Regions from separate parts of the Homo sapiens genome. Here region 2 is linked to region 1. A link is a loop called in an ENCODE intact Hi-C map of the cell type or tissue named here. Cell type or tissue: PC-3. All regions are shown on one strand. Links, peaks and the distances in the headings refer to the core of each region. The heading gives the core; the rest is flanking DNA.

Region 1 (9,470 bases), core at 708-8,707:
TGATCTGGTTATTTGGAGCTTTACATAAAACAGGTGGTTCTTGCATCTCATTGACATTTCTTATTATCCAGAATTCACCATCCTTTTTCTATGGCTCATCATATGCAGGCCATCACAGACAGGGCCCTATCCTATGGTTTGCCCGAGTTTATTTGGTTTTTCATTTACATTGTGGTCTTTTCTCTTAGATACTCCAAGTTTGCATGTTTTTGGACTTTATCAAGGCTCTTGCTATATGGTTATGTGTTTATTTACACTGGGAATAATTCCCAAAAGGCTTTGCAATAGCTAATTGTATTTGTTTGGCTCTGTGAGATGACCCAGGCACCTCCGATTCCAATCAGAGGGGCCACTTACTTTGAGTGGACATGAGGCTGATGCCCAGAACCAAAGAGGAAGCAGCCTCTGATCCATGATCCTATAGTCACAGTGCTGCTCAATCGTGCCGTTTCTGCTGACCCAAATGCCTGGAGTTGACCCTGTTTGTCTCTCCAAACCTCTTTACTGGTTTTCCTTGACTTAGATGATGCTTTGAACTTGATCTGTTGTACTATGACTGTAATTCCAAGAGCACAGGCTTTCCCGTCATGTAGAGCAATATCCAAATCCTGCCTCAATCGTTTGTTACCTTTTGATCTTGAGGATGTTACTTCATCTCTGTGGGTTTCAGTTTCTTCATCTGTCAAAGGAGAATAACAGCACACTGGCAGAGTTGTTATAACAATTAGATAAAATGTTTCTAAAACTCCTTTAGAAAGCCTGGTTCTGTATCATGGACACTAACTATGAGGCCTGAGCAGATTCAAGAGAGGGATCTGCCTTTGATATGGTTTTGGGTGTTAGGGGTCAGGTGGGAGAAGAGAAAAAGAAGGAAGAGATACAAGGCAGAGTAATGGACTCTGGGGCAAGAATTGTGGAGCCTCACTACCTGAATATGCAGCCTGGCTCTCCCATGTGTTAGCTGTGTGGCCTTCGTGGTTATTGAACTTCTCTGTTGCTGCACTTTTCTCATCTATAAAATGGAGATTGAAATAGTGCCTAACTCAGTAAATGCGAAGTGCTCAGAGCAGTACCTAACATGTAGTACTAATTGTCCAGTATTAGTAGATTTACTCTTTTCCCAGGGTTTTACACTTTACATTTAACTACACCTGATAATCCGCTTACTGATCAATACGTCTTTTTGCAGCCTCAGTAACCTAAAAGTATTAAGATCATTTTGGCCTTTTTAGTATACTCGTATAAACAAAAGTTTCTCCTTTCAAAGAAGTCATATGAAGAGGTGCTACATTTATGTCACTACATCAACATATTTGAATAATTATTTTTAAATTTTCCTTAGATTCTGAAAAAAGAGATTCTTTTCAGTATCCTCAGTAATAACAAATCTTTGTCCTTGAATACAGAGTATCAAAAATTAAGCCAACTCTATTAAGATAAGTTATCTATGCAGATACTATCTTCTATATGTATAATTTTGCATACTTGTACAGTTAGATATACTTTATAACTTTATAATCTCAATAAAACATACACATATCTATTTATATATAAACTGTGAGTGAGTGAGTGTGTGTGTGTTTGTGTGTTTTGGGAAAGGGAGTATCAGGAACCAGTGTTTAATGTAAGCTGAACTATTTTCATGAACATAAATTCAATCATTGAGTCACAGCTCATATGAAAAAAATCACATGTGATTTATTGCATGTTTCAGAGCTTTTAAAATAAAGCCTAATTAGATTTTTGACCTTATGGGATGAATTCTACATAAAGCATGCATTGAGTCTAATGGAGTAAAAAATGAACATCTTTTCTTTCCAGTTCTGCCGTCCTTTTCCTCCCTTCCATATACCTACATCCTATAGACACCATAATACTATAGCACTGATCTTGGAGGAACCTGCAGAAAAGGCCATCAAATGCAGTGGGGGCGGAGGGGGTGCTGTACTTCAATAAGACACTCAATCTAACCTTGGGCATAAGCGTGCCTCCTCTTTGCCTGAGAAAGCTTTACTGCTTTAGCAGCCAGTGATATATCTGTATGCATTTGGCATCCTGAACGTGGCCACTTTAATTATTTTAAGGTTTCCTCTAAAAGTCTGCCTTGCTACTTGAATGGAGATGTGGTCATTTGTGCTAATTGCATTTTAGAATCTCTATTTTATTGGTTACAATAAGCTAATGTTTACAACTTTTGTTCATATCAAATGCCATTGGGCACTTAATTATGTAACAATTTGCTACCTAGGTATATTTTGCAAACATCAAAAGGCACCAGTCCATCTCCACATCACTATGTCTGTACTATGTGTGCATCATATAGCTGTGGCTTTTTTTTTCAGGCTCATTGAAGTGCTGCATTCCCACTGCTACTGAAGCCCAGGGTCTTGGCTTGAGAGCCCTCTGCCTGATGCCCAGAAAGGGATTTGAGACTGAGACAATATTGTTGCACTAGGGTCTTTGCCATGAAGCTTTTAAGAATGAGAGAAACTAAGATACAATATGACTTGTGGATCTCCAGGATCATACGCTGCTTGGATAGCTTACTTGTTGAAAGCAGGGGATCTTCAAAAGCCAAAAAACATGCCTCCTTTCTGACATATGGGCAGAGAGCCTAGACACTCAGAGACCTCTTCTATTTTACAGAAGATGGCGCTGAGGTCAGGATGGTGAAGGAACATGCACAGAGAAAGGCTGGGCCAAAACTGGGCCCAGATTTTGAGAAAATGAAGCCCACTGTTCCAATTTTTATTTTATTTCTTTTGATCTAAGAGAAAAACTGCATAGTCTAGTAATATACTTAGTAAAAAGACCAACTATTGTACTCTGTGAAGTTAATGTTATGAGGGTTGGATGTGTCTTAGAATCTGATCATGGAGTTAATTTTACTGTATTGCAAGATTTTAAGATGAGCTGGTGTTCTCTTGTTATGCCCATATGCCATCATTCCCTCCCCCCTCACCCAGAATGTGAATAGTATTCCCATTGTGGGAACTGCTGATTGACATCAAGGCACTCTGTTGTCATGGCTCTAGTTTAAAAATGTGAAAGAAACTAGATCTTTTCAACCTAAAGGTTCTCTCTGTATAGTTAATTAAAGACATTTTAAGAAGACATTTGGATTATAGGAAAGTGATGATATCACGTTATGACATTTATTCCTTACCCCAAGAATCTCAGTAATTGGTTCACCTATTCAAAACTGTTATTTTATCAGAGGGTAAAGATTCCAGGACCCCCAGTCAGACTTATCTAATTTCCCTAATTGGCATATTAAAAAAAAAACTCTGGACACAAGAACTTTCTGATTTGTGAATATGCCATTCACTCACTTAAGACAAAATTTAATGTAAAACTTATCTAATGTTAATGAAAGTCTATAGAAAATTTTAGCCGGGGCTTAACCACTGGCTAATATACAATTTATTTCATTGTATTAAAGAATAGATTTACAAATTTCATTAGAATTCCACAGAAATATAAACTATTAGAATGCGGTACAGCGCAGGGTGTGTATTGAGATTCTCACTTTACAATGAAGGAAACTATAGCTTGGAAAAAGATAAAATGACCTTTCTATAATTATATAACAGATAAACATATAGTCCATAGCAATATAGATACCAGATCCCACAGCTTTTGACTTCTAGTCCAGTATTTTTCCTACTAGGCCAGGGTATTTTATGTAATCAGAGTTATTTTATTCTATGCAGTGCTGTTGTGATAGATGAAAAACAGAAGGTGTACTCAATGCCTTCTAAGAACTTCTGCTCTCATAAGTCTCATATCTTACCATGGATAGATATGTGTATTTACAGGTTTATCTATGACTCCTTCAAGAATAACTTACTACTACTTCTTTCCTTTAAAACAATTTTTTTTTTTCTTTGAGACAGGGTCTCACTCTGTCACCTAGCCTGGAGTGCAGTGGTGCAATCATGGCTCTCTGCAACCTCCGCCTCCCAGGCTCAAGTGATCCTCCCACACTCAGGTGATCCTCCCACCTCAGCCTCCTGAATAGCTGGGACCACAGGCACACACCACCATGCCTGGCTAATTTTTGTGTTTTTGTAGAGACGGGGTTTCAGCATGTTGCTAAGGCTAGTGTCAAACTCCTGAGCTCAAGTTATCTGCCCCCGGCCTCCCAAAGTGCTGGGCTTACAGACATGAGCCACTATGCCTGGCTTAAAAATGTTTTAAAATATACCTAAAATCTGATCAGATGTGGTAACCAAAACCAATAACAAAACAAAACCAGTCAAATTAATGCACAAAGACATTGTCTGAAGATGGTAGAAATGTGATTTAGGTGAAACTGTATGAATAAAGGCACAGGTGAGCCCAGTAAGAGTCACCAACATGAGGTACCCACTAGGAAAGCAAGTGCAGGTTAGTCTGCACTAAATGAAATGTGATCAGTTTGAATGATGGAAGTAATAGGACTATTTTGCTTTGTGTAGCCACATGATGGGACCTTGTGTTATGTTTTGTGTGACACATCATTCAAAGCACTACCGATCAACTGGAATGTATTCCTAGGCTCAGAAATTGAATGTTGAATAGACTTGAAGTCACAGAGTAATGTCTAAAGAAGTTGCAGATATTTTGTGTAGAGAAGGAAAATCTGGATGGGGGATGATAGATGCCCTCCAGTAACTGAGGAACCATCATGGGGAAGTCACACTAGATTGAGCTCCCAAATCAAGGGCTAATAAACAGAAGCTCCAGTGAGGCTCCTACTGTCATAGAATAGGACATTTTGGCTCAGAGGTTTTTCTTTTCTTTTCTTTTCTTTTTTTTTTTTTGAGACAGAGTCCCACTCTGTCACCCAGGCTGGAGTGCAGTAGCGTGATCTTGGCTCACTGCAACCTCCGCCTCCTGGGTTCAAGTGATTCTCATGCCTCGGCCTCTTGAATAGCTGGAATTACAGGCGCATGCCAGCACGCCTGGCTAATTTTTGTATTTTTAGTAGCGACAGGGTTTTACCATGTTGGCCAGGCTGGTCTCAAACTCCTGACCTCAGGTGATCTGCTCGTCTTGGCCTCCCAAAGTGCTGGGATTTCAGGCATGAGCCACCGCGCCCGGCCTTAGCTCAGGGTTTTAAATACTGAGGCTGTTGCATTCAAAAGATGGAATGGCTTGTCTGTCTCCCAGGGCACTGCGTTTATAGTCACCAGAGGTGTTCCCCTTGAGCCTGGATGATTACATGGAGGAGGTTTTAAAGGGCAGCATTCACAATTTAGATTTGCAGTTGGACCAGATGACCTTTAAGGTGCTTTCCAGCACCTGGGGTTTTATGATTCTATTTCTATTATGCATCTACGCTGGGTATGTGTCACATTGTTTGAAGCAAACACTGAGAATGAACAGGAGCACAGTGTGGAATGTTGATGGCGCTCACATCTATTTTGTGTTTCAATTTCTGGAAGCAGTCTTTGTCTTTGAGGCAGTTTGGTCCCTGACCTTCTGTAACATTTGGAGCCCAGCCACACTGTCTTTGTTTACTGTAAAGAGCATGGAAAAACCGACTTCCTGACAGTGCTCTGCAAAGTCTAAGGTCAAACCACTCACAGGTGAACAAACACAGTTCTTCCACCTTAAACTTGCCATTTGGTCCCTGTAAAATGGACGAGGGTAATAACGCTGGACAGCAGAGAGAGGGGAAATCAGTCCTCTGCCAGCAGCCAGCAATTAGTCACTTTGTCAGTCTGCTTTGGGAAGGGCTCATCTTAATTCAGCATCCATTTTGAAGAGGTTAGAAACCATGACATGCAGTTTTAAGTCCTCTAGCAACTCTGCTAAATAAACCTATAGACCCTGCCTTTCTTGACACTATCAGCACATCATTAATATTTCCCAGGATTGCACAGATAAAGCATAGCATTCTTATTCACTTAAAGGATTGAAGAGTCACATTCACTGAATATTCACATCATGCAAGCCATTTCTGCTATGGTAAGATCTCTAAGGTGGGTTGGCTCCCTGTCAAGAGAGCATACCCTTCTTTTTTTTTTTTTTTTTTTTTGAGACAGTGTCTTGCTCTGTTGCCCAGGCTGGATGGCAGTGGCATGATCATGGCTCACTGCAACCTCTACCTCCTAGGCGTAAGTGGTTCTCCCACCTCAGCCTCCTGAGTAGCTAGTACTACAGGTGCACACCAAAACACCCAGCTAATTTTTGTACTTTCTTTGGTAGAGATGGGGTTTTGCCATGTTGCCCAGGCTGGTCTCGAACTCCTGGGCTCAAGCAATCCACCCACCTTGGCCTTCCACAGTGCTGGGATTACAGGAGTGAGCCACTGCACCTACCCTGCCTCCCCTGCTATTTTTTGCTCTCATCAAATGCAATAGCTTCCCTCTGTAAAAGGAAGGGAAGTGTCTTCCTGGGTAAGTGTATTGTAAGCTCTTTAAGGGCCCTAGACAATGCCTACCACACTGTCTTAGATTAGCAGGTCCACATAATGCATTTGTGTGAACATCATTGAATCAAACAATGACCTTGCTCACACATTTACCCCCTTTACTCAAAATCACTTATTTGTGAGATCCAAGTTTTCTTCTTACTATTTAAAGATTATTAGAGTTGATCTAAAGTGATATAAATGAAAATATTGCCAACATAAATTCACATTTTTCTTTTCTCTTGGAATAAATTCAGCTTTGGCTGTATTTTTTTTTTCTCTTGTTCTTTTTTTTTTTTTTTTTTTTGGTCTGTGGTGTAAGCAGGCTCTTGAAATGCCCTAGTTATCTAACACTGCTCTTGAACTCCACTTACAGATGATATACTAGCCTTTTACTAAAATATATCTGGGTATTAAAAGCTCAATTCTTTACTGCTGATGAGAAAGATTATTAACACTTTTTTTTCCCCAGCTATAATATGAGGCAGTAACACCCCTTTTTACTTCCAGAGCCAGAGGCAGTATGTCACATTAACCTTCATTAACTGCCCAAGAAATGAGGTACGTTCGTTAATTTAGTATTCTGGTTAGCTAAAATTGTGTGAGAAGGCTGATAAACGTCTGTGGTTTCTCCCTGTGCTATTAAAAAAAAAAATAAAAGAATGTTAAAGTATGTTAGCCCGCTTATCTTATCATCTTGGTAAGTTCAACATTCTGATTAGGGGGCAGATCTGGACAGGATGAGTCTACAGCTGGTGGGCAAGGATGGGGGTCGCTGGGGCAGGGTAGAGGAAACGCAGCCTGACTGAGATCAGCCTGAGGAAGAGCATCTGAGGCGTGTGGTGGGGGAAATCAGGTAGCATCTGAAAAGCAAGCCAAAGGTGGAAAGAGAAAACAAATTCTGTTTATATATAAGTAATGGCATGATGGAAGCCAACCCACCTAAGCCACTCAGATACCCTGTGAATTACTAAATTCACTGTAGAGATTTTTGTTATATGTGGCGTCATCACTTCTGATGTTCCCATTTCTACCTTCATCACCTTCATTTATTCATTACTTTAAAAAGGCATATCAAGCATTTTGCTAGCTACTGGGGAAAAAAAGATGAACGACACAACTCCTAAGCTCAGGAACCTGCGTTCTTTCTTCAGCTGAGCTTTAAAAAATGTAGAGTCAGCTTTACCATCACCTCTTCTCTGTTTTCCAAGAATACCGCAATAATGTCATTTCTTCATAACACCTCCAGAATCCATCTCAATTTTCCTTTCACCGCTACCAAGATTTGGGCACCATTCCCTTTTAGCCAGGCAATTGCAGAAGCCTCTTGATTAGTCTCCTTATACCCAATCCCTTCCTCCCCCATCAATCTTAGATTTGGCTACCGGACTTATTATCCTACAATTTGGTTGTTGGTCCCAATGTTTATGAAGAGGGTAATAGCTTTATATTGTGGCTCTCCTCAACCTAGTCCCGCTTCTACAGAACTAACACCCTACTTGATTCCTTCATCCACCTTCAGACATATGCATGTATTTTCACCTACCTGGTCTCCCTCCCACAATTTTTTTCATTTCCAAAGCAGGACAGCACGGTGGTTAAGACCACGCACTCGGGGGCCAGATATGCTTTACTACTTACTTGCTGTGTAGTTTGGGCAACTTATTTAACCTCCCTCTTGTGCTTCTGTCTGTGTATCACTGAAAATAACTTATTAAAAATATTTTCTCATAAAATTAAGTAGGTTAATGTACCTAAAATGCTTAGAATAGATGCTGGCACATAGTAAGTGCTAATTTTTAGCGACTGCCATTGCTATTGTTGTTAATACCTAAATCCTGCCCTACTCCCTGGCCCGATATTTTATAGCTCACTGCAAATCCCAGAGAACTCGGGGAACCTCCGCAGACATTTAGGTAGAAGTGTTTGTTCCCTTTTCAGCCCATCTGTGGTACCACTTATCTGACCCACACTTAGCAAGTGGATTGAGACTTACTAATTATTTTCATGGGAAATAAAACCTGAAGAAATGACTAGCAATAAAAGATAATAAATGGTTAGTAATGATTGATAGAAAAAAGTAGCACAGGCTCTATAGAGTATGTTCTCTGAGGGCAGGGACAATGCTTCGTGTGTCTTTGTTTCTTACACAATGCTTTATGCGTTGTTATTAACAAAATTGAGCCCCCATTTTTTTTTCTGATTCAATGGAGGATGTGATCAGAAGATCATTAATAGACCAATCTGTTTAAATAGACAATGAATAATCAGATAATAGATTGTCTTGACTGGTAGTGTATGAACGTGAAGAAATAAGGAGCCACCTTGGTTTTGGACAAAGGGTTGTCTAACCCATCTGGACAGTAGTTCTGGACATCATGAATGTGGTGGTTTGGTACGATTAGTTTGGTGGCAGGCTGCCAAATGGAATGAAACAAAAAGAGGGTGACCAGATTGGAGATCATTGGGTGGGAGGGTATGAGAACCTGAGCTTGGACTCTAGGAATGAATGGAGAAGAAATCTTAAATCCAAGGGCAGATGGTAAAGAAACAATATATAGGATTTGGGAGATCATAGAGGATGTTGAAAAGGCAAGGGTAAAAAGTGACTGCTGGATCTCTTCCTTGGTTAACTTTGGAGAATTCAAATTGGGAAAAGGTTGTCTTGAAGGACAAAAGATGTGTGCAGTTACTGGACCTTGAGCTCCAAGATGGCAGAGACCATGCATCTCTTGCTCATCATTGGAACCCCAGGGTCTGGGACCATCCTTGACACACTTATACAGTGAGAGGCTGAAAGGGCATCTCAAATGAATTAAAGGCCACTTACCTTGATATCTACACAGTCCAATAAGACATGTTGTAGACAATTACCTCCCACCTGTTTAATGATTCTCCGGTTCTAGTTAGCCGGCATAATCAATTTTGCTAAAAAGGTATACCTCTCACGTCTTGGGAAGGACGTCCCAAATAGGCAACTTACTTAATTCCAGGATGAGTGACAGAATCTACAGACCCTGAGGCCATCTCACTTGTACTTGCCTTAATGTAACTAGTAAAGCATACCTGG
Region 2 (9,470 bases), core at 693-8,692, 96 kb after region 1:
TAAGCCTGGTAAAGGGGAATCAAATAGGGTAATAACATCACTTATATAAAAAAGTTATCTGCAATTCTAGTAATAATGATGGTGATGTTAACAGCAATTATACAGTGCCTAATATATGTTAACACTGTTTTAAGTGTTTCATAGCTATTGAATCATTTAATCCTCAAAACACCTATGAAACAGATAATATTATCCTATTTATAGGGGAGGAAACTGTAAATAGTCATGATCTTAGAAATGATGTAGGAAGCAAGATCCAGCCAAACCCAGGCCCAGTTGGAAATATAACCTAGGCAATGTGTCAATGGAAGAAAGAATAGGCTCGACCTAGTGATTATGTGGAGGATGACCTTCCAGATAGAAGTAAACATTGGGAGGTACACTGATTCTCATGAGGATATCAGTGATGAAACTTTATTATTCGTAGTTCACAAAATACTCTCATCAACAGTCTAATTAAATTTCCACAATGACCTGGTGAGAAAAGGGTTTGGATTCCCATTTTAGAGAACTAAAGACTAATTATTAGAACTTGTGATCAACTTGATGACACTCAGAAGAGGTGTCCTAGCTGGGTCTCCAGACCAGATCTTTGCTGCCCAGATGGGAACACTTTCAGTAGCTACAACTAAAAGTAGAAAAGATTAAATGTTTGAAGACTGTTAAGGATTGAATAATATTCCCTCAAAATTCATGTGTTGAAGTCCTAACCCTCAATGTGACCGTATTTGGAGATAGGGCCTTTAAAAAGATAATGAAGTTTAGATGAGGTCAGATGAGTGGGCCCTAATCCAATATGACTGGTATCGTTATAAAAAGAGGAAGAGACATTAGGGATGAGCTTGCCCAGAGCAAAGTCTCCATGAAGACACACTAAGAAAGCAGTTGTCTGCAAACTGAGAGAGCTCAGGAGAAACTGAACTGACAACTTAATCTGGACTTCCAGCCTCCAGAACTGTGAAGAAATAAATTTCTATTGTTTAAGTCACTTGGTCTGTGGTATTTTGTTATGGCAGCCCTTGCTGACTAACACAAAGACCAATGTTAAAGAGCCCTGGTGACAGAGGTAATCATCACTAAATATATTGTACACACCATTGTCCTTCAAAGTACTGGTGATCTATACAAACATTTCAGTCTAATTTACCAACTATATTAGGTTACTAGGGCCGCCGTAACAAAGTACCACCAACTGAGTGGCTCAAACAATAAAAACTAATTTTCTTTTTTTTTTTTTTTTTTTTTTGAGACGGAGTCTTGCTCTGTCGCCAGGCTGGAGTGCACTGGCATGATCTTGGCTCACTGCAAACTCTGCCTCCCAGGTTCAAGTGATTCTCCTGCCTCAGCCTCCTGAGTAGCTGGGACTACAGTGGCACACTACCACGCCCAGCTAATTTTTGTATTTTTAGTAGAGATGGGGTTTCACCATGTTGGCCAGGAGGGGCTCGATCTCCTGACCTCATGATCCACCCGCCTTGGCCACCCAAAGTGCTGGGATTACAGGTGTGAGCCACTGTGCCCAGCCAACAAAAATTAATTTTCTTACAATTCTGGAAGCTAGGAATCCCAGATCAAGGTGTCAACGGAGTTGGTTTCTCCTGAGGCCTCTCTCCTTGGCTTGCATGTGTCTGTCTGCTTCCTTTGTCTTCACATGGTCTTCCTTCCGTGTCCGTATCCTAGTCTCTCCCATATGACACTGGTTATATGGGATTAAGGCCCACCCATATGACCTCATGTTAAATTAATGACCTTCTTAAAGACCCTATCTCCAAATACAGCTACATTCTAAGCAGCTGGGGGGTAGGGCTTCAACATATGAATTTGGGAGAAAGGCACAAATTCAGCTCATAACACTGAGGATTTCTCAAAAATCCTCCAAGTACTTCCTAGATGTAACATGTCCCTTTCCTGAGAACATTAACTGTGGATGTTTCCTTCGTGTGGTAGTTTTCTTGCTTTACACCAAGTGACTTGTCAAGAACTCTATAGCTTGTTGCACACGTGGCTCAATCAAAAGGAGTTTTATAGAAACTGTATTGCTGCACAACTCTACCTAATAACACTGCTTTAGATTAAGCAGGGCTAATCAACCCAAGCATACCCTTTCTTTTTGTGAGTTTGAATTCATAACGTACAAAGAGATAGAAGTAAGCAATCCAAGGTGAAGCAGAGACTGAGATGCTGAATCATCAGGATGGTGAAGTGATAGAGCTGGGAGCCACAGATGCCCTCTGTTCTGAAATTTGCCTTTTTGCCCTCAGATCCATTCTCTATATTTCTCCAGCACTGATATCTATCACTAACTCCTGGTTATGTTAAGTTGATGGAAGGCACCGGTAGGAGATATGGCTGCAGGAAGAAGGGAAAAGCCAGTATATTTTCCCCTCTCTTCCTGTCTCAGTTGGTGTCTTTGGCAGAGGCTATATAACCTTTATGATTCCAGCTCCTGCCTGAAAGCATCTCATTTGATTGTGCAACCTCCCACCAGGCAGGCCCACCGTCGTCCTCTTTCCCCCAGGTGGCCATGCTTTGTCATTTCTTGTAACACCACCTTCTCTCTTTGTCTTTCCAGCTCTCAGGGTGACAGCAGATTATTGCTGATTTTAATGAGACCCACCATTGCCTATTGATCTTCTCACATTTTCATCTCTTGTGAAACCAATTCCTGTATTAAATTCCTTCTACTTGAAGCATCTAGAGTTTTCTTGTGTTGACCACAATGCCATACTTTGCTAAGGAGATGAATTCTAGAGTTGCTCTCTAGAAACCATCTATTCACCCTAAAAAATGATAAAGAACATTCTGCTTTCAATCTTTGGTATGTATTGCAGAGTTAGTTTTGGAGTTTCTTTCCTTTCTCATAGGCCTTACAATATTTATTTAACATTTGAGATAACCTGAATGTATCTATTCTTGCAACCTGAGCATCCAGGATAACTCAGGCAATAACTTGTAAGAGAACAACACTCTTATTTTTTTAAAAAAGATGAATGGTTTAATCAGATAGATGATCACAGAAAGGTTTAAGTTAAAAGCAGATCCTAATTGCAATCTCCTTATTATTTACATGGATGTTTATTCTACTTATCCATTTACCAGCTGGAATTCTTAGACTCGGCCCCAGTGGAAAGGGCAAACTCTGATTGGAATATGAACACATTTCATGGCTACAGTAATATTTTTTACTGTACAATGGAGATACTCAAGGTATTCATTAGTTAGCCACATTTCTATAAAAGCCTCAGAATTAACCTCACAATATTGCTACAATATTGCTACATGGAAAAAGCTTGAAAGGCAGCTTGATCTTTTGGGAGGGGACATAAGCAATCTGGAGTTAAGGCATCTATAATTTTTTTAAGTCCCATAGGGGATTCTAATATACTCCCAGTGGTGAGAAACACAAGTTTAGATTGGTAGAATAAAACAATGTCTTTCAATATTTTTTCCCAATAATTATTCTAGCTATATGGTAGGTTTTCTTGCTCTAAGTTGATGTATGATATTAAAAGCATATTTGAAAGAATAAATGATTTTGCATAGTGATATGGTTTGGCTCTGTGTCCCCACCCAAATATCATCTTGAATTTTACTACCATAATTCCCATGTGTTGTGAGAGGGACCTGGTGGGAGAAAATTGAATCATGGAGGCAGTTCCCCCATACTGTTCTCCTCATAGTGAATAAGTCTCATGAGATCTGATGGTTTGATATGGTGAAACCCGTTTTGCTTGGCTCTCATTCTCTTCTCTTGTCTGCCACCATGTGAGATGTGCCTTTCAACTTCCACCATGATTGTGAGGTCTCCCAAGGCACGTAACTGTAAGTCCAATAAACCTCTTTCTTTTGTAAATTGCCCAGTATCAGATATGTCTTTATCAGCAGCATGAAAATGGACTAATATGCATTGTTTTAAATTAAATTTGTATGAATAGCATGGCATTTGCTTGGCATAGAGTAGAAAACCACATAAAAGAATATAGCATGTTTTATGGGATATCAGCATATGGGGCATGCCAAGTTGAATTTCAGACCGGAGTTAAGTCAAGAGGAAGATGGCAGTGTAACTGTCTCAGACTGTTATATGCCAGAGACTACACTCCTGAGTTTCATAGTCAGTTGTTGCAGCACAACTGCTATGGTTTAAATGTCCCCTCCAAAACTCATGTTGGAATTTAATCCCCAATGTGGCAGTATTGAGAAGTGGAGTCCTTAAGAGATGATTGGGTCATGAGGGCAGGATTAATCCATTCATAGATTAATAAGCTAATGGATTAGTGGGTTATCATGGGAATGGGACTGGTGGCTTTGTAAGAGAGGAAGAGAAATCTGACCTAGCACACTCAGCCTCCTCATCATGTGATGCCCTGAATCAACTTGGGAATCTGCAGAGAGTCCCCACCAGCAAGAAGGCCCTCATCAAATGTAGTCCCTTAACCTTGGACTTCTCAGCCTCCATAATTTAAGAAATAAATTCCCTTTCTTTATAAATTACCTAGTTTCAAGTATTCTGTTATAAGCAACAGAAAACGGACTGAGATAACTACTTAAGAAACATCCTCATTAAATTGCATGAAGGGAGTTTGCAAGTGGTGGCTTGGAGCACTGCTAGCTGACAGGCACAGAAGTCATGCTTATTGTAACACAATTCTGCTGGGCAGGAAGGAGGACAACCCAAGCCATCTGCTGCACATCACGATGAGGGGAATGACCAAACGCTAGTTGAACAGATGAAATAACTGAGAGGCAGCCAAGCTGTCTGGTGGTACAAGACTGGTGAGTAACAAGAGCAAACAAATCTTCCTAGACATGGAATAGACAAGAAGAGGAGTGATGACTCACTGAAATAGAGGCTGTGGTTTGATTCTCCATACTTGGGAAAGATCAGGCTGTGCTAACCTGCTTTCAGATTCAGAGAGGTGCAGCAAACTTGCATGGGGTAGGGCTGAGAGTCCTGGTGAGGAGCGTACTGACATAAGGGACCTGAACACTTCCTGAAAAGTGGCACATTCCAAGGGACTGAGAGAATCCAGGATTTGGAAACATAGGGTTTTCTCTGCATTTGCCATTACCTGGTGATAATGACCCGAGGGTGGGTTTTCACATCAAGTCAGATGAGTGGTGTCTTTTGGAAAAAGAACAGCCAAGATCTGGAGGAGCTAGAGCTTCCAAAGAGGCACAAGGGGGAACGGTGCCAAGAGTGTGAGTCTGAGATTTCTCACACAGATTCTGGGGCCACCTATTTTCTTAACACCGTCTGTTTTGTTTATGTTCCTCTACTGCTTTCCACTGATGCTTCTTTCTTACAGAGGAAAAATGCAAAATCCTGTGTCAGTGTATTTTACTTAAATGATAAGTGATTCAGATGGGCTGTGTGATGTTACTCATTTCAATATTAATGGCATCAGAGTGATTCAATAGATAATATTTTCCTAACTTATCTGAAATAGTTATTTGGAATTGTTCGCACAGTTATTTTATCAAGATTTTCTATTTATGGCGTAAAACATAAGGCAAGTAAGATAAATCATTTCATATTGATGAGGAAAATAAGAAAAAGGCTCTGTAGTTTTATTTTCTTCCCTTGGACTTTAACACTTTCAATGAAAAGACCTCAAGGCATATGCTTCTTTGAGATAAAATACATTTTGCATCACTGTCTTTCCTCTCACATCATGGGTCTCTGCCTTCACCCTCTCAGATGGTGGCTCAGAGGCATGTCTTATCTCTTCCAAACATGCATCATGCCATGTTATATTTCTTAAATGAATGAAAACCTTGTTTAAACAGGGGAGCAATATAATGATCACCTCACCTGTTTAAATGACTGTATGAGTATGCTTTGGTCATCATCATTAAAAATGTGTTTACTTGGCAAGTTCTACTGCTTTATGAATTACTCTACAATAATTCTCCCATAATAGTTATTAGTCAATGAAAATGTAGTTTAGTGACTATTTCATGTATTTTAAAATTCAAGGCAACAGTTTAATAAAATGAAAAAGGAATGGGTTTTGGAGTTAGAGCTTAGTTCTGATTCTAGGTTTTCTATTTACTTCTTGTGTGACCTTGGGCAAGATATATGACCTCAGATATGAAGAACTCAGATGCCTCATTTATGAAATGAGAATAAAACCTACTTTGTTGGGTCACAATGAGAAAAAGGCACTAGGTTAAAATACCTGGCAGGGTTCTGGCACAGAGTAGACGACATAAAAATAATTTTTTGCTTCTTTTAGACTTTTCGTTTTCCTATTTTAAATCTTCTACTTCAGAATTCGCCGGAGATGTTTTATTTTATTAGATTTAAAGTTGACTTTGTTCGCATTTTGCAAGAATAAGTCAAATTTGCGTTTTCTTAAGATACAAGATACCAGACATTGAGAATGCAACCATGGAGCTGGTGAGTCAGGGCAAGTTTTGGCTCTGGTGATATTTCTCTTGCCTTTTTGATCATTTAACATCTTTCCATTTTAATTTCAAATTCTCCAAATGTTAGCAAAACTAGCACTTTCCAGTTCTTTACAAAACCGTTTAGAATTTATATTCTAGAGAGGACTAAATGGGTGGCAACATTTTGAATACTTGCAAAAACAGTTTGACAAGTTCAGTTTAAAGAAAAGGGACACGAGTAATGGGCATGCAAACAAACTTATGGGTACAAATTCAAGCTGCTTGCCTTTTTTTCCAGAATGACTGGTTTGCAGTTTTAAAAGACCCAAACAAAGAACCCTTTCTATAGAGAATAATAACTTACAATATCACTGTGGTCGGCAGGTCAGCTGGGGAAGGGGCTAGGTAACAGAGAACATGTTACTGGGCTTCGTTTTCTTCTAAGCAAGGGCATATCCCATATTTCAAGAGAATACCTATCATTTTCTAATCTAAAAAGAAACCAGCTTTAGAAACAGTGTGATGTAGTAAAAGGATATGAGCTTTGGAGCTAGATAGACTTAGGTTCAGCCCTCGGCAGAGGCCATAAGCCAGCTGGACACATTTGAGGGGCTGTTTATCCATCTGTGCCTTCGTATCTGAAAAAGGGGATGCTTCCATCCAACTCGCTGGCTGGTTGTGAGAATTCAATGAGATAATGCATGAAAAAGTGCTTTGCATATACTAGAATCTCAATAAGAGATACTGATTTTAACTAATGATATTTTTATTTCTAATGTTGAAGTTAAACCAATCTTAAGAGGCCAAGGAGGTTTGGAAACCTCACAGAGTTCTTATGAAGAAATCTTTCAGGAGCGTCTGTGAAATAATATCATGAACATATGGAGTAGATTTCTAACTTGAACACACTGTGGCCTCAGGATTAAGATGAAAATTACTGACTTTAAACCACCCTGGAAAGTTTGACAGGAGTTCAACACATTTGACCCTTTACAGACCTGAATTTGCCAATACCGAGGAGCCAGGGAGTGTTGAATGAAGAAATATGTCTGCGTCCAAGCCTTCAGAATCCATGTGATTTAAAGTTCAGGGTTGCACATACAACTGACCTATTGTGGGATTGACCATGGATGTTTCTTAATACCATGACCACTTTTTCCTCTCTCCTGCTCCATCTATATTTCTGGTGGCACTCCTTAGAGATTAAATCACTACCTCAAGCAAAGCATTTTCTTTAGTGCTACTCTTTAGCTCATTCCCAAAATTATGCTGCAGTTGGATAAGGTTCAATTGCTTCTGAGAGACCGTTGTTTGACTTTTGGATTCCATTCACATGATTTTGTCCTTCATAACTCATAGATGATCATTAATAATAAATGCTGTCAAGAGTATGTTATGTGAAAAGTAATATTAAGAGGCTGAACTTCTAAGGCAAGACCTATTAGGCTTCCCTAAAGTTGTAGGGAAACTTATTACCTCTCTGAATTATGCTTCTCAATCTTTCTCATGTGTCTTCTTGTCTTACAGTCTTAACGCAGTTGTATAATAGAATTACAATTTAGAAAATGTCAGAACTGAGGGTTCATTAGTCCAACCTCCTAACCCTACTGGTAAGAGAACTGATGAAAATATTTACTTTGAAAGAATATTTTAAAAGCGTATATATTGTCTTAAAGATAATCAGACTGTTAATATTGGTAACAATCCTATGAAAGGATACTTAAGCCAAGGCCAAATTAAAGATTGAGAAACCAAGTTGCTCATGTGTCCATTGATTGTTGAGCAATAGAGGAGAGCATGACTTAGTGAAGCACATTTTGGATTTCAACAAATTGAGGTTCAACTCTCAGTTTTATTAGTTGTGTAATCCAGTTACTTAACTTTAAAAGCCTCAGGACCTTGATTTTATAAATGATAATAAGGATGCTACCATGTAGTAATGCTGTAGGTATTGCAGAAAATATGCAAAGAAACTAAAGCAAACCTAACATGCAGTATATCCTCAATAAGTGATAATTATGAACACATAATAACCCAAAAGAAAACCCTCAAAGTACACCAAAATAGAACCTCCTTAAAGCGTAAATCTCACAGGACCTATATAACAATAACACAATGAAAAAAAGCCAAGGTATTCAGGCAACAAATAGTACAATGAGTAGAATAGTACCTCACATTTCAATACTCACATTGAAAGTAAATGGCCTAAATGCTTCACTTAAAAAATACAGAATAGATAAGAATCAACCAACCAAGTTCCTTCTGTCTTCAGGAGATTCACCTAACACATAAGGACTCACATAAACTTAATGTAAAGGGGTGGAAAAGATATTCCATTCAAATGGACACCAAAAGTGAGCAGGAGTGGCTATCCTTAATCAGACAAAACAAACTTTAAAGCAACAGCAGTTAAAAAAGACAGAGAGGGACAGTATACAATGATAAAATAACTAGTCCAACAGGAAAATGCCACAATTTTAAATTTATATGCACCTAATACCGGAGCTCTAAAATTTATAAAACAATTACTACTAGACCTAAGAAATGAGATAGACAGCAACACAATACTAGTGGGGGATTTTAATACTCCACTGAGAGCACTGGACAGGTCATTAAGACAGAAAATCAACAAAGAAACAATGGACTTAAACTATACCCTACAACAAATGGACTTTACAGATATTTACCAAACATTCTACTCAACAACTGCAGAATATACATTATATTCATCAGCACATGGAACATTCTCCAAGACAGACTGTGTGATAGGCCACAAAACAAACCTCAGTAAATTTAAGAACATCAAAATTATATCAAGTACTCTCTTAGACCACAGTGGAATAAAATTTGAAATCAACTCCAAAAGGAACCCTAAAAACCGTGCAAATACATGGAAATTAAATAACCTGCTCCTGAATAATTATTGGGTCAACAATGAAATCAAGATGGAAATTAAAAAATTCTTCGAAATGAATGATAATAGTGATACAAACTATTAAAACGTCTGGGATACAGCAAAAGCAGTGCTAAGAGGAAAGTTTCATAGCACTAAATGCTTACATCAAAAAGTCTGAAAG

Evidence for each region. A loop is a pair of places that touch in the nucleus more often than their neighbours do. Peaks named below come from ENCODE experiments on the same cell type or tissue, not always from the same donor. Only the 100,000 strongest peaks of a DNase experiment are listed, where the experiment ranks them.
Region 2: a loop joins it to region 1, with 5 times the contacts of the local background. A loop is called at or near these places in 3 of 110 quality-filtered maps.

The regions. Positions count from the first base shown.
Region 1 is chr6:22,135,991-22,145,460 of GRCh38, forward strand. All of the region lies in intron 9 of CASC15 (cancer susceptibility 15), which reads left to right. NBAT1 (neuroblastoma associated transcript 1) reads right to left here. Exons shown (of 3, transcript NR_034143.1): 3 at 1-679. Among named protein-coding and RNA genes, the nearest start is that of NBAT1, 6.5 kb to the right of the region's middle. RefSeq lists an enhancer at 9,228-9,470. In PC-3, for the core only: no CTCF peak of the experiment used is centred there; a DNase peak (open chromatin) is centred at 5,531; H3K27ac peaks cover 1,673 bases.
Region 2 is chr6:22,232,042-22,241,511 of GRCh38, forward strand. No RefSeq gene overlaps it. Among named protein-coding and RNA genes, the nearest start is that of PRL, 60 kb to the right of the region's middle. In PC-3, for the core only: no CTCF peak of the experiment used is centred there; a DNase peak (open chromatin) is centred at 4,900; H3K4me3 peaks cover 529 bases; H3K27ac peaks cover 2,561 bases.